Linked DNA regions of Mus musculus: region 1 is linked to region 2. The links are chromatin contacts, found by Hi-C or POLR2A ChIA-PET in ENCODE. All regions are on one chromosome and are shown on one strand. The core of a region is the stretch at or near the end of the contact, and the rest is flanking DNA. Distances in the headings are between cores, read along the strand shown. Region 1 holds the start of Nwd1 (NACHT and WD repeat domain containing 1). Region 2 overlaps Tmem38a (transmembrane protein 38A).

Region 1 (5,896 bases), core at 1,601-4,100, 62 kb before region 2:
AGGGATTGTCTAAGATCATCAGAAAAGACAGTAGCAAAAATAGTTATAAAGTAACAATGATGATAATTTTATGGTTGGGAATCACCACAACATAAAGAACTGTATTAAAGGATTACAGCCTTACTGTCTCCTGAGAGGCCCTGCCGGAGCCAACCATTGGACTAAACACTGGGAGTTTAGTCCAATAGAGGAGCTGGAAAAAGGACTGAAGGAGTAGAAGGGATTTGCAACCCCAGAGGAAGAACAATATCAACCAACCAGACGCCCCCAGAGTTCCCAGGGACTAAGCTATCAACAAAGGAGTACACATGGCTCCAGCTGCATACATTGCAGAGGATGGACTTGTCATGCATCAATGGGAGGAGAGGCTCTTGGTCCTTTGAAGGCTCGATAGATGCCTCAGTGTAGAGGAATCGAGGGTGAGAGGTGAGAGTGGGTGGGTGGGTGGGAACACCCTCATAGAAGCAGTGAGATGGGATGGGAGTTTCCAGGAGGGGAAAAACAGGGAAAGGGGATAACATTTGAAATGTAAATAGAGAAAAGATCCAATAAAAAAGAATAAAAAAAATATCATCTGAGCTACAGCTGAAAAAAAAAGGATTACAGACTTAAGGTTGAGAATAGCTGGCCTAGATTAACTCTCAATGCAGATATGGAGAATTGGGAAGGAGAATGGAGAGGAAAAAAGAGGGAGGAAACCTCCCTGGCTGTGTCTGACGCCCCCCACTTCTCAGTCGTATCGACTCCAGTGACAGACATAGAATGAGCCTGTGTGCCATCTCATGCAGCATAAGCGCTGGCTCCTGCCTTGTCTTCTTGGAGTGTGGAAGCCTCAAGCTTCCTGGTTCAGGCATCAGCTCTGTCTTCTGTGAATTGAGAGCAAAAACCCCTCAGGACTCCTACCCCACAAGAAATCTGTCAGGCAGCATCATGGATCAACAGGAGAATGAATGTGGGTAGCACACGGCAGGTATATGAGCTAGGCACTGACGACACACAGACTGTCAAGGCCCTGCACAGGGAGTGAGTGCTTGCTGGGCAGTGAGAGAGATGCAGATATATAGAGATAAATAGATAGATGCACTATATTATGTTGTCTCTTACATGAAATATTAATATGTTAAAGGAATGGTTTGGTGGTACATACCTGTGACCCCAGCACTCTGGAGGGTGAGGCAGAAAGGTCATGAATCACACATCAGCCTAGGTTCTAGCAACACTCTATCTGACCCAGGTTGAGTTCCCAGCACCCACATGGTACCTTATATGGTACCACCTATAACGCCAATTTTAGGGATCTAGCACCTTCTTCTGGCTGGTGAGGGCACTGCATACACGATACACAGACCAGAGGTGATGGTGGATGCCTCAGGAGGCAGAGGAAGGTGAATCTCTATGAGTCTGAGACGAGCCTGCTCTATAAAGTGAGTTTCAGGACAGCCAAGGTTGCACAGAGACCCTGTCTCAACACAAAAACTAAAATAAAGTTTTATTAGTTTAAAGTTTAGTTTACAAAAACTAAAAATAAAGTCAAAGGTTAAAAAGCAGAACAGAACAAAACAAAACTACAGGGCTAGCAAGATGGATCAAAAGGCAAAGGAGCTTGCAGCCAAGCCTCATGAGTTGAGCTGGTCCCTGGACCAATATGGTGCTGTCCACACACAGGCTGTGTCACACTCATACATGCAAGACTGCATCATATTCAGCATGTGGACAGGCACCTTTGACAATCACTTCCAAATTCATATTTAGAGGAGGCTCAAAACATTTTGGTCTTGATCTTCACCCCAAAATCCCGGGTTGTTATGCCCTCTGACCTTGGCTTACTCAATTTCTTCATGACACTGAACCACTCTGTGAGAAGGGGTGAGGGGGAGAGTGTAACCTGACCTATTGGCCCCTAGCTGTAACCACTAAAGATAGAAATCACCACCTCCCATTGCCACCAAAGTCCACAACCAAAAATCTCTTCAGATGTCAATGTCTCCCTGGGGATAGGATCCCCTTGGTAAAGGTCCCCTGGCCTAAACTGGACACAGTGGCACACACCTGTAAACACATGGGGTGCTTGCCTAGCATGGGAATCAGAAGGTGGAGGCAGGAGGATCAGGAGTTCAAAGTCATCCTTATTTATATACGTGGTGAGTTCAAGGCCAGTATGGATTTCATGAGACAACCCCATAGACACCAAGTAGGTAGGGATGGGGCACCATTCAGGCTATGTATGCCTGAGAAGCTGTTGTTGCACACTAGCCTGGGTCAGCAGAGCAAATGGAGACCAGCCTGGATTATAGGAGATCCTGCCTCAAAAAAAGGCAGAAGATGTGAGGAGGGGGAGGAGAAGAAAAAGGAGGAAGAGGAGGAAGAGGCGGAAGAAGGGAAGGTGGAGGGGGGGCTGTCTGTACTTTATCTCGGTCCTTTGCACATGCTAAACTAAATCTTTCCCATTCTCATTTCAGTGTAAATGCTACCTCTTCTGAAGGTCCTTGATTCGATGTGTCCTTTCAACCACTCCCCGTGGGGCCCACCCCGTATTCTGTGCCATACTCACCCTCAGCTCCCAAGGCTCTCCATGTTCAGTGTCTGCTCCCTGGGAAGTGTGGGACCCACAGGTGCATAAATCCTAAAACCATGCGTCAGCATGCCCAGCACACAGTAGGGGCTCACTGACAAATCTTGAGCTCAGTGAGTGCTTGGGCAGCTGCCCATCATTTTGGCTCCTGTATGTTAACTGCAAACACCTCAGCAAGAATGAGGCATCTTCAAGGGCCCTTTTGCAGCGTCTACTCCAGGCTCTCTCCAAGATGCCCGCTTCCCTCTTGCTGCCATGGAGGGCGTCATTTGGAAGTCTCTAGGAGAAGCGGGTGAAAGAAGGAAGTTCCTGGGCCCAGAGCCACAGCGGAAACAAGGCTCTGCCTCTCTTGGTAACTTTTGTCTTAGGTACTTTCTATTCACCCAGCTGAGTTCTCCCAGCAAGTGGGATAAAAGAAAGGAACTGGCTGTGTTGCAGCCCAGGCTGGGCACCCGGCCAGACCCGGCGGTTAACTGTTGTGTGCCAGGCTTGACAGTTCACAGCAGCCAAGCTGTCAGTGGGGGTGGTGCATGATGCAGTCTGGTCCACATCTGCTGCTGACTGTCATGCCATCCCGGGGTCACAGGAAATGTGCTTCAGCGCTGGATTCAGGTCAGAGGTTAAAAGCGATTGTTGCTCTTCCTGACTACCTGTGTTCTGTACTGAGCTACCTTGGATGTACCTCCAATCCATCAGTGAGGGAACTCAAGGCAGGAACTGAAGCAGAGGCCATAGAGGGTGCTGCGTACTGGCTTGTTCCCCATGTCTTGCTCAGCCTGCTTCCTTAGACATCCAAGGATCACCTGCCCAGGGGCACCACCCATAGTGAGCTGGGACCTCCCACATCAATCACTAAGAAAATACAGCTGTCTAATTTGACTTAAGACCCACTCAACAGGAAGGAGATTAAACTGGTACTGGAAACCTAGCCAGGTTCTCAGAGTTAGTAAGGTCAGGGATCTTAGAAAAGAATCTACTACCACCACTTTGCTAAATTAGCATAGTCTCTGACTTCGTTCTACCTTAGACCCACAGATAAGTGCAGCTACCACCCCTCATCACTAAGCCTCTTTACAGCAAATAGAGCCCATCACAGCAAGCCACCACTGGCTGGACAATTCAGAGATCAGGAGGTGGTGGGAACCAGCCCCAGTAGATACATCCAGTCACAGCTCTTGCATCTGTGACTCGGGGAACATCTACAAAGAGGCAAGAGGAAGATTAGAACAGAAGAGCCAGAATAGCAGAAAGTCTGCTGTGAAACGGTCTCCCAAGAAATGGCTCCATAAACAAGACAAGAACAAGGTCAAGGTCAATAGACATGTTCATCTGGAAGTGAGAAAACTCGCCCCTCTCCTAGACAAAGAACTACAGGCAACTAAAGACAGCTACAAGAGGGAAAGCTAGCCTCTCCCAGGGATAAGGACCCTCACTGCTTGTCCAATGCAGTGTGATCAACTCTGAAACCATCCACACACAAACAATAGAAACAGGCTCAGCATGTTGTAGTCATATATGTGATCTGGTCACACACATATGTATGTAACAATACTAACCACGGCTGGAGAGATGGCTCTGCAGTTAAAAGCACTGACTCCTCGTCCAGAGGTCCTGAGTTCAATTCCCAGCAACCACTTGGTGGCTCACAACCATCTGTAATAGGATCTGATGCCCTCTTCTGATGTGTCTGAAGACAGCTACAGTGTACTCATATACATAAAATAAATAAATGTTTTTTTAAAAGCCCACCCCCCGGCCCCAGAGACGGTTTCTCTGTGTAGCTCTGACTGTCCTGGAACTTGCTCTGCATACCAGGTTGACCTCGAACTCAGAGATCCACCTGCTTCTGCCTCCCAAGTGTTAGGATTAAAGGCATGTGAGCACATTTTGCTTACATATGCTTGAGACAGGTTCATGTAGCTGGACTGGCCTTGAATTCATCCTCCTGCCTCTCTGCTTTGCTGCTAGATGGCAGATGAGCAGCATTTGGGGAACAATTAGGTCTTTGGTTCTTACAGTGGTTTATAGTTTACTAGGCTCCAGGGCATTTCTGTGTGCCTTCAGTCATCTCCTGCAAGCCTAACATCATCCTCACCTTGTGGGAAAGGCATCAAGGCTGAGTCAAGGCACAGTTGGCTGCTGAGCAGGGAAGCCAGTGTGCTGTGCTCCACACTAGCATGGCAGTGACGCCCTCTGGAGTTGAGTTTGGGAACTGTGCACAAACTGGTACAGCTCCTTGTTCCAGATCCCACTTCAGGAAGGAAGAGGCACACCATCAAGCTTGCACATTTGAGGGGATAACAGTTTTCTGCTACCCCTGAAACCCCGAGGCAGAGTATGGTGTCGCACGCCTTTAATCCCAGCACTTAATCTCAGGCAGAAGCAGGCTAATCTCTGTGAGTTCAAAGACAGCCTGCTCTACATAGGGAGTTCCAGGTCAGCTTGGTGTACATAGTGAGACCCTGTCTCAAAAAATAAATTAAAAAAACTAGCTGGGGTCATAGCACAGGCACGAGTAATAAATGTGACCTTCTGAACTGAGAAGCGTCCATGCAGCAGAGAACAAACTCACCTGGTCAAACTGGCAGCCACAGAAGGGGAATCAGAGAGGGCCAATATTCAAAATATATGAAGAACAAAAAATCTAGATATCAAGAGAACAAATAACCAATTTTAAAAATGGGGTAAAAATCTAAACAGAGAATTCTTGACAGAGGAATCTCAAACAGCTGAGAAACACTTAAAGAAATGTTCAACACCTTTAGTCAGGGAAATGCAACAAAACAACTCTGAGATTCCATTTTACACCTGTCCAAATGGCTAAGATCAACACCACCAGTGACAGCTCATACTGACAAGGATGGGGAGCAAGGAGAACACTGGAGTGCAAACTAATATAGTCTCTATGGAAATCAATATAGTGGGTTCTCAGAAAATGCGTAATCCATCTACCTCAATACCTAGCTATACCACTCTTGTGCATATACCCAACGGCTGCTCCATCCTACCACAACGGCACTTGTCAGCCATGTTCATTGCTGCTCTATTCGTAATAGCCAGAAATTAGAAACAACTTTAATATATCTCAATAAAAGAATGGATAAAGAAAATGTAGTCTGTTTACACAATAAAGTTACTTGGTAGTTTAAAAAATAGCATCATTGGGGAAAAAAAAGCCAGGTACAATCCCAGCACTCAAAAAGAAGAGGCAGAAGAAGGGCATGGTGACTCACACCTATAATCCCAGCACTTGGGAGGCAGAGGCAGGCAGATTTCTGAGTTCGACGCCAGCCTGGTCTACAGAGTAAGTTCCAGGACAACAGG
Region 2 (6,277 bases), core at 1,389-3,888:
GGGCCTACCCTACCTCCAGGCAAAGTTATGAGGAGCATTTTCTCAACAAATGGGCTACACTGGGTACTTCAACTAGATCTGAGCCTCACATAAGCCTGAGACCAGCAGGACCCCATGCTCACCTCTCTCAGGTGCCCTGGAGACTTTGGCGACCATGGCCCTTCCCCTGTATAAGGCTCGCTCCTAAGAGGAGCAGCATGACACTGTATAGCGAGCATGTGTGGATCTGTGTGTTTGTTGAATGACTGAATGAACTATGCTGATCAGGCATGAGGGACACCTGATACACCCAGAGCCCAATTGTGAGTAACCAAGGCTGTTGGCTCTTGGACCCTCTGCTCTGCACCCACACCTCTTACCTGTGGGCACCTAGGAACTCAAGCCCCCCTCCTGTTAGCAGTCTGCCCTAAATGTGCCTGCTCATGCTCAGCTGAGTATCTGGTGAGACCTTCTGGCCTCAAACACAAATGGCCTACATACCAAGCAGCCTGCCACTGTCCTTCATGCTGCTCCAGTCTCCTTCTCACTAGCACGCTGCTTAAGCAACTGCTTGAAATTATAAAGACCCTTTTGTACACAGGAGGACCTGGGGTCTCCATGCTACAGAACAGAAACAGAAGGCTCAGAGAAGGAAGGCCATTTGCCTAAAGATGTCCAGCAGGAGTCACAAAATTCTAGGGAGGTCCTGAGTGCGGAAGGACATGGGACCCCAGCACCTGGCTCTCGAGAGGATCTAGATAATTGAGTCTCCATGTGGCTTTAAATTCTTTTAGTTACAAGATATAATTAGACAGAACACAGAATGAAAACCAAGAGCCTACCAGCCAGGGCTTTGGGCCTAGACTGTGTGCCCCCAAAGGCTGTGACCTTTTGAGGGGTCTGGCAGAGGGCAGGGTTTTCCACATCTGTTGAATTCCTCCACACTAATTTAGCCCACATCAGCCCTTGGAATTGCTGATGGCTCCAAACTGCAGATGGGGAAGTTGAGGGTGGTAGAGAGCAGGGCGGGGGGAGGGGAGGGTCTGAGCCCTGAATGCCCCTAAGTTCTGAGTTTCTTTGAGTCCACATCCTTCTACCAAGCACGCAGTGGATTCCTGGGGCCAACCCCTAATCCGCTTTCTTGGTCTTCTTCTTCCTGGATCCTTCGCCCAGCTCTTCCTTGGCCTTGGCAGGCAGGCCGGAGTGCTGGGTGCCTAGTCCCATGCCATGTGGTGCTCCATGGTTGTCATGGTGATGGTCGCCTCCCCAAGTTGCCCCAAACAGCACTGGGCAGATGTAACCCTCCAGGATATCAAATGGAGAACTGTGGGAGTGTGTGGCTGTCAGGAACACCTAAGGGGAGTCCAGGAAACACATGGTAGGAGAGGAGAGAGCAAAGGAGCAGTGAGGGGATTGAGCCAGCCCCAGCCCTCCAGCTTCCCATGCCCCCAAGTGCACGAGCCCCCATCCTGGACTCTGAAGAGGCATGACTTCCAGTGTCCACACCTGGGCAGCCTAGGGATGCTGTGACCAGTGGTCACCCATGACAACAGTACATCCCAACACCTGGACTTCAGGATTACATTTTGTTGTTGTTGAGACAGGGTACCATGTAGCCCAGGCTAGCCTCCTACTCACTATGTAGCCAATCTGGCCATAGAAGGTGTCAATCATCTGAAGCTAGAAGAGGTACCTCACTGTACCCCACCCCTGCTTCCACCATACTCACCCCTGCTACCTTAGGCCTCACATTCTAGAACTCTAAACAATACATTCATTCCCTCTCACGCCCTCCTTTTTCTCCTTCTTTGTTTTCTTACTTGCTTTTTGTTTGTGTTGTTGTTTTGAGATACAGTCATATGTAGCCCAGGCTGGCTTCAAATTTGCTGTGAAGCTGAACATAACCTTGAACTCCTGACCCTGGGCCCACTTTCTTGCCACAGGGCCCAGGGTTTTTGAAACAGAATGTCACTATGTAACCCTGGCTGGCTTGGAACTCACTATGTAGCCCAAGCTGGCCTCAAACTCATATGGATCTTCCTGCCTTAGCCTCCAAGGCTGTGGTCTTCTCCTAAGAATGAACCATTTGTAGGCAGGAGCTTTCTATGTTTGGGGGAGCTGGGGACAACCCTCAGCCCTGTGGAAGGACAGGGAAGGCCCAAGACTCCTTTCTGGTTTGATCAGATTCCTGTCCCCCTACTGTCCCATACAAGCACCCCCAGCCTGTGCCTGGAAGCTCCTTCTTGCCATCTCCATCCCTACCTCCTTGGCCCTCGTACCTCAATTTCCTGATAAATTTCTTCCATCTATCTCAGGTGGATCAAGTCTCCCCCGGTAGTTTCTGAGTACCCCCACCCCATTCCAGGGAAGTAGAGGTCACAGGCAGGGGTGGCTTACCTTACATGACACCATAAACATGGTGAAGACGAAAATGAGGCTGGCCTTGGACACTGGGAGCCAGCGAGTCTGCTGCAAGGTGAACAGGATGGCTCCATACAGACTGGCCTTGGTGGGGCTGGGGTAAGATATAAATAACCACGGCCATTCTCAGTCAGAGCTTCATATAAAGCTCCCCAGAGCCACAGCTGACTGACCAGGAGGCACCAGACCTGTCTTTCCCGGCTGGCAGCTGCCTGCTTGCCTGAGAGCTTGTTAGCTGACACTGGGTTGAGAAGTTCAGTCTGAGCTCACACTGGAGAGCAGAACTGGGCAATCTCAAGTCCATGGAAGGTGGAGAACCTCCGGTGGAGACTATGCTAGGGGAAGGAACTCAGCCACTGAGGAATTCAGAGGGCGGTGACATCCAGTCATGGAAATTAAAAGTCTGTGAGCAGTGGTGGCGCATGCCTTTAATCCCAGCCCTTGGGAGGCAGAGGCAGGCGGATCTCTGAATTTGAAGCCAGCCTGGTCTACAAAGTGAGTTCCAGGACAGCCAGGGCTACACAGAGAAACCCTGTCTTGAAAACAAACAAACAAGCAAAAAGTCTGTGACCAACTCAGGACTCCAGTTTTACCCTTTACTCTAGGCTGACCTCTGGCTTCCCAAGGCTGTGAAATGAATTGTTTCTCTCGCTTCTGGAGTCCCTGGTGCTGCTCACTGCTTCTGACAGAAGGATCTGCACTGTTACTGAGAGCTGAGTTACTGCCCCTCCTCAGCCACACCTACTTCTTCTGTTACCACCCAGTATGTGTCTCAGTCTCTGTCTCTCTAGCACTCAAGTAGGCAACTTTGGGAGAGTTGATTCTTTTTATTTTCCTGTTAAGTTTGAATAACCTAAAAATTACCTTTTTTAGAATTTATTTTTTGTATTTATTCACTTATCCCCATATCAGCTCCCCCTCTCTTCTTAGTACCCCCTCACACAGAGCCCTCATTCTTCCCTCCTCTTCTTCTTTGAGGAGGAGGAGCCCCCCTCCAAGTATCACCCACATATACAACCCCTCCCCCTGGCACACCCAGTCACTGCAGGACCAGGCACATCCTCTCCCACTGAGGCCAGACAAGGCAGCCCAGTTAGGGGAATGGGATGCACAGGCAGGCAGGCAACAGACTCAGGGACAGCCCCCGCTCCTGTTGCTGGGGCCCAGGCTGCTCATGTGCTATATATGTGCAGGGGGCCTAGGTAGAGGAGTTGGTTCTTCCCTTTGACCGTGTAGGGCCTCGGGTACCAGGCTTGGCAGCAAGCTCTCTTTACCCACTGAGCCGTCTCCCAGGCCCTGCACCTTATTTTTGAGACAAAGTCTCTTTCCCGACCTCCAATCTACCATTGCTGGGTGGGCTAGCCAGTGAACCTCAGGGAATCCTGTCTCTTCCTTCCTGGTTGTGGTGGTTTGAATGAGAATGAACCCAAGTCTGGTCCCAAGTTGGTGGTGTTGTTTGGGGGAGGCTGAGGAAGTGTGCTGCTGGGGGCAGGGACTTTGAGAACCAAAGGCCTTCTTCCTGTTTTTTGCTTATGGCTCAAGCCCTGAGCCCTGAGCTCTCTGCCCTTGCCACAACATCTGCTGCTTGATGTGGAGTCTCCTCACCATTACAGACTCAGCCCTCTGGCAGGAAGCCCAAATGCTTGGTCATGGTGGTTTTATGCGGGCAACAGTAGCTAAGAGACCAGTGACAGGACAGGCGTGCTGCCACACCTGGCTTCTAAAGGTGGCTCCCAGAGCAATCACTGCAGGTTCTTGGGCCTAACATCTTTCTCTTTTAACGTTTTATTTATTGATTTAATTTTATGTATAAGAGTATTTTATCTGCATGTGTCTGTAAATCACATGTAAGCAATGCCTGTAGAGGCCAAAAGAGAGCATCTGATCCCCCATGAATAGGGTTGCAAATGGTTATGAGCCAGCATGTAGGTTCAGGGAATCAAACCCAGGACTTCTGGAAGAACAGCTAGTGCTCTTAACCTCTGAGCCATCTCTCCAGCCCCAGATGCCCACCATCTCTTGACTGAGACGAAGAGATGCAGGCTGTGTGGGCGATGGAGCCTGAATGGTGAATCAATGCCCCCACCCCTAAAACAGTCACCATGTAGCTCAGGCTGGCAGGCAAATCACAGAGATCCTCCTGCCTCTGCCTCCCAATGTGGGAATTAAAGTTTTGTGCCACTTTGCCTGAATGGTGAATCTTGTTAATTTGACAGTGCCTAAAAGTCAACCCGCAGAGGCTGGAGAGATGGCTCTGTGATTAAGAGCACTGTCAGCTGTTCCAAAGAACCCCGGTTCAGTTCTCCAACCCACATGGCAGCTCACAACTATGTGTAACTCCAGTTCCAAGGGGCCTGACACCCTCACACCAATACACATAAAATAAAGTTAAATAAATTATTTTTAAAAAATCAACCCACAGGCAAATCTCTGGGCATATGTGGGAGGGATTATCTAGATTAGGTGAATCCAGGAAGAACAACTGCTGCTGACTGTGGAAGGCCACAGGGCACCATCTGGACTGAACATGAAGGAGAAGCCATCTGAACTACACTACTGTCTGCTGGGTACAAGCTGTGCGCTGCTGCCTCCGGGCTTGGATGCCTTTCCTACCATGACGGTCTGTAGCCCTAAATTGTGAGCCTGTGTAAGTCTCTCCTCACTGAATTGCTTCTGTCAGTCACATATGGTGCCACAGCAACTGGAAAAGCCACAAAACCCTTGAAACACTAGGTGCAGAGAGTGTGGGTGGCTGCTGGTCACCTCATACAATAATGTGGTGGGCATGGGTTTGGATTCAGCAGATGCTGGTCACCATCCAGAGGGCTAAGGAGGCATGTGAGACCGAGCCCCACTGGTGCAGTGGGGGCGGGGACTCCTGAAGGCTGCCCTCCAACCTTCCCAACACTAGAGAAATGTGGACCAGGGCGATGGTTCCATGGTTAAAGTGCTTGCTCAGAGCCAGCTGGGCAGCAAGCCTGGGCATGTGAGGGACTCAGGGTTTCACTGAGAGACCCTGCCTCAAAAAATATGATGGTCCCAAGCATAACCCCCAGCACACACATGTACACATGTGCCCACACATGCGCATACCACACAGACATACAGAAAGATCGAGAAAAAAAAAACAAAAAAAAATGAAATCAATAAAAAGAAATATCAGCAGTGGTCCTACATGGGTTGTGAATGTTTCTTGTGTGGCCCTGCCCACTATCCCCCATGACCTTCCATGCCACAGGACCTGCCTTGCCTGTGGCCCTCACTCCTGCTCCATTTCCTTGCTCCCTACCCACATCCTCATCTTGGTCCTGCAGTTTTCAAACCTGACAACTGGCCGTGATTCTAGACTCTGGGTAGAGGGTCTTTTGTAGCCAGGAAACTCCTATTCACTCTTCAAAACCCCAATCAAATATCACCTCTTTGCAGAAGCTCTTCCTATCCCCACCTTAGTGGCATCTCTAGAAGATGAATAATGTGGGGCCAGGCGAGGCAGAACAGAGGTCAGCAGGAGGGGTACTCACAAGGACATGTGCAGGATCTCATTAGTTTCTGGCTTCCAGACACCTCGAAGCAACTGTTCCACGTTGGACAGGAGGGCAACACCAGACCCTGCAGGGCAGGGCACCACTGAGGTAACTGGCCACCCCCACACCCTCCTTTCTTCTAGCCTCAATTCCCAAGGAAACACGGGACTTTCTGTTGAGGAGACTCTGAGCCTCAGGGTGATCATCCATTACATATGGGAAACTGAGGCTCAAAACAACTCCATCCCCCAGTTTCACAGGTACAGTCAGGGCAAAACCAGCAGGAAGCAATCGGATGTATCACTACCTACAGGGGCTGTCTTAAGTCTCACTGTGTTGCCCAGGCTGGCCCA

Evidence for each region. Hi-C counts contacts between places; a loop is a spot of excess contacts on that map. ChIA-PET counts read pairs that join two places held with the same protein, here RNA polymerase II (POLR2A).
Region 1: a map of T-helper 17 cell shows a loop between it and region 2 (30-fold over the local background). The contact joins the promoter of Nwd1 here to the enhancer-like site in region 2. A Hi-C loop is called at or near these places in 5 of 37 maps with a recorded cell type or tissue (T-helper 1 cell, T-helper 17 cell, T-helper 2 cell and 1 more). POLR2A ChIA-PET finds 5 or more read pairs at or near these places in 2 of 5 experiments (both embryonic stem cell).

What each region holds. Positions count from the first base shown.
Region 1 is chr8:72,643,665-72,649,560 of GRCm38, reverse strand. It overlaps Nwd1 (NACHT and WD repeat domain containing 1), which reads right to left and starts at 2,850. Exons shown (of 19, transcript NM_176940.5): 1 at 2,552-2,850.
Region 2 is chr8:72,580,917-72,587,193 of GRCm38, reverse strand. It overlaps Tmem38a (transmembrane protein 38A), which reads right to left. Exons shown (of 6, transcript NM_144534.2): 4 at 5,922-6,009; 5 at 2,377-2,494; 6 at 1-1,332. The coding sequence ends at 1,108. Among named protein-coding and RNA genes, the nearest start is that of Gm51538, 4.4 kb to the left of the region's middle. Within about 2 kb of position 2,638, at least 1 of the 3 ENCODE cell types and tissues checked has a DNase peak (open chromatin) inside an H3K27ac peak, as active enhancers do.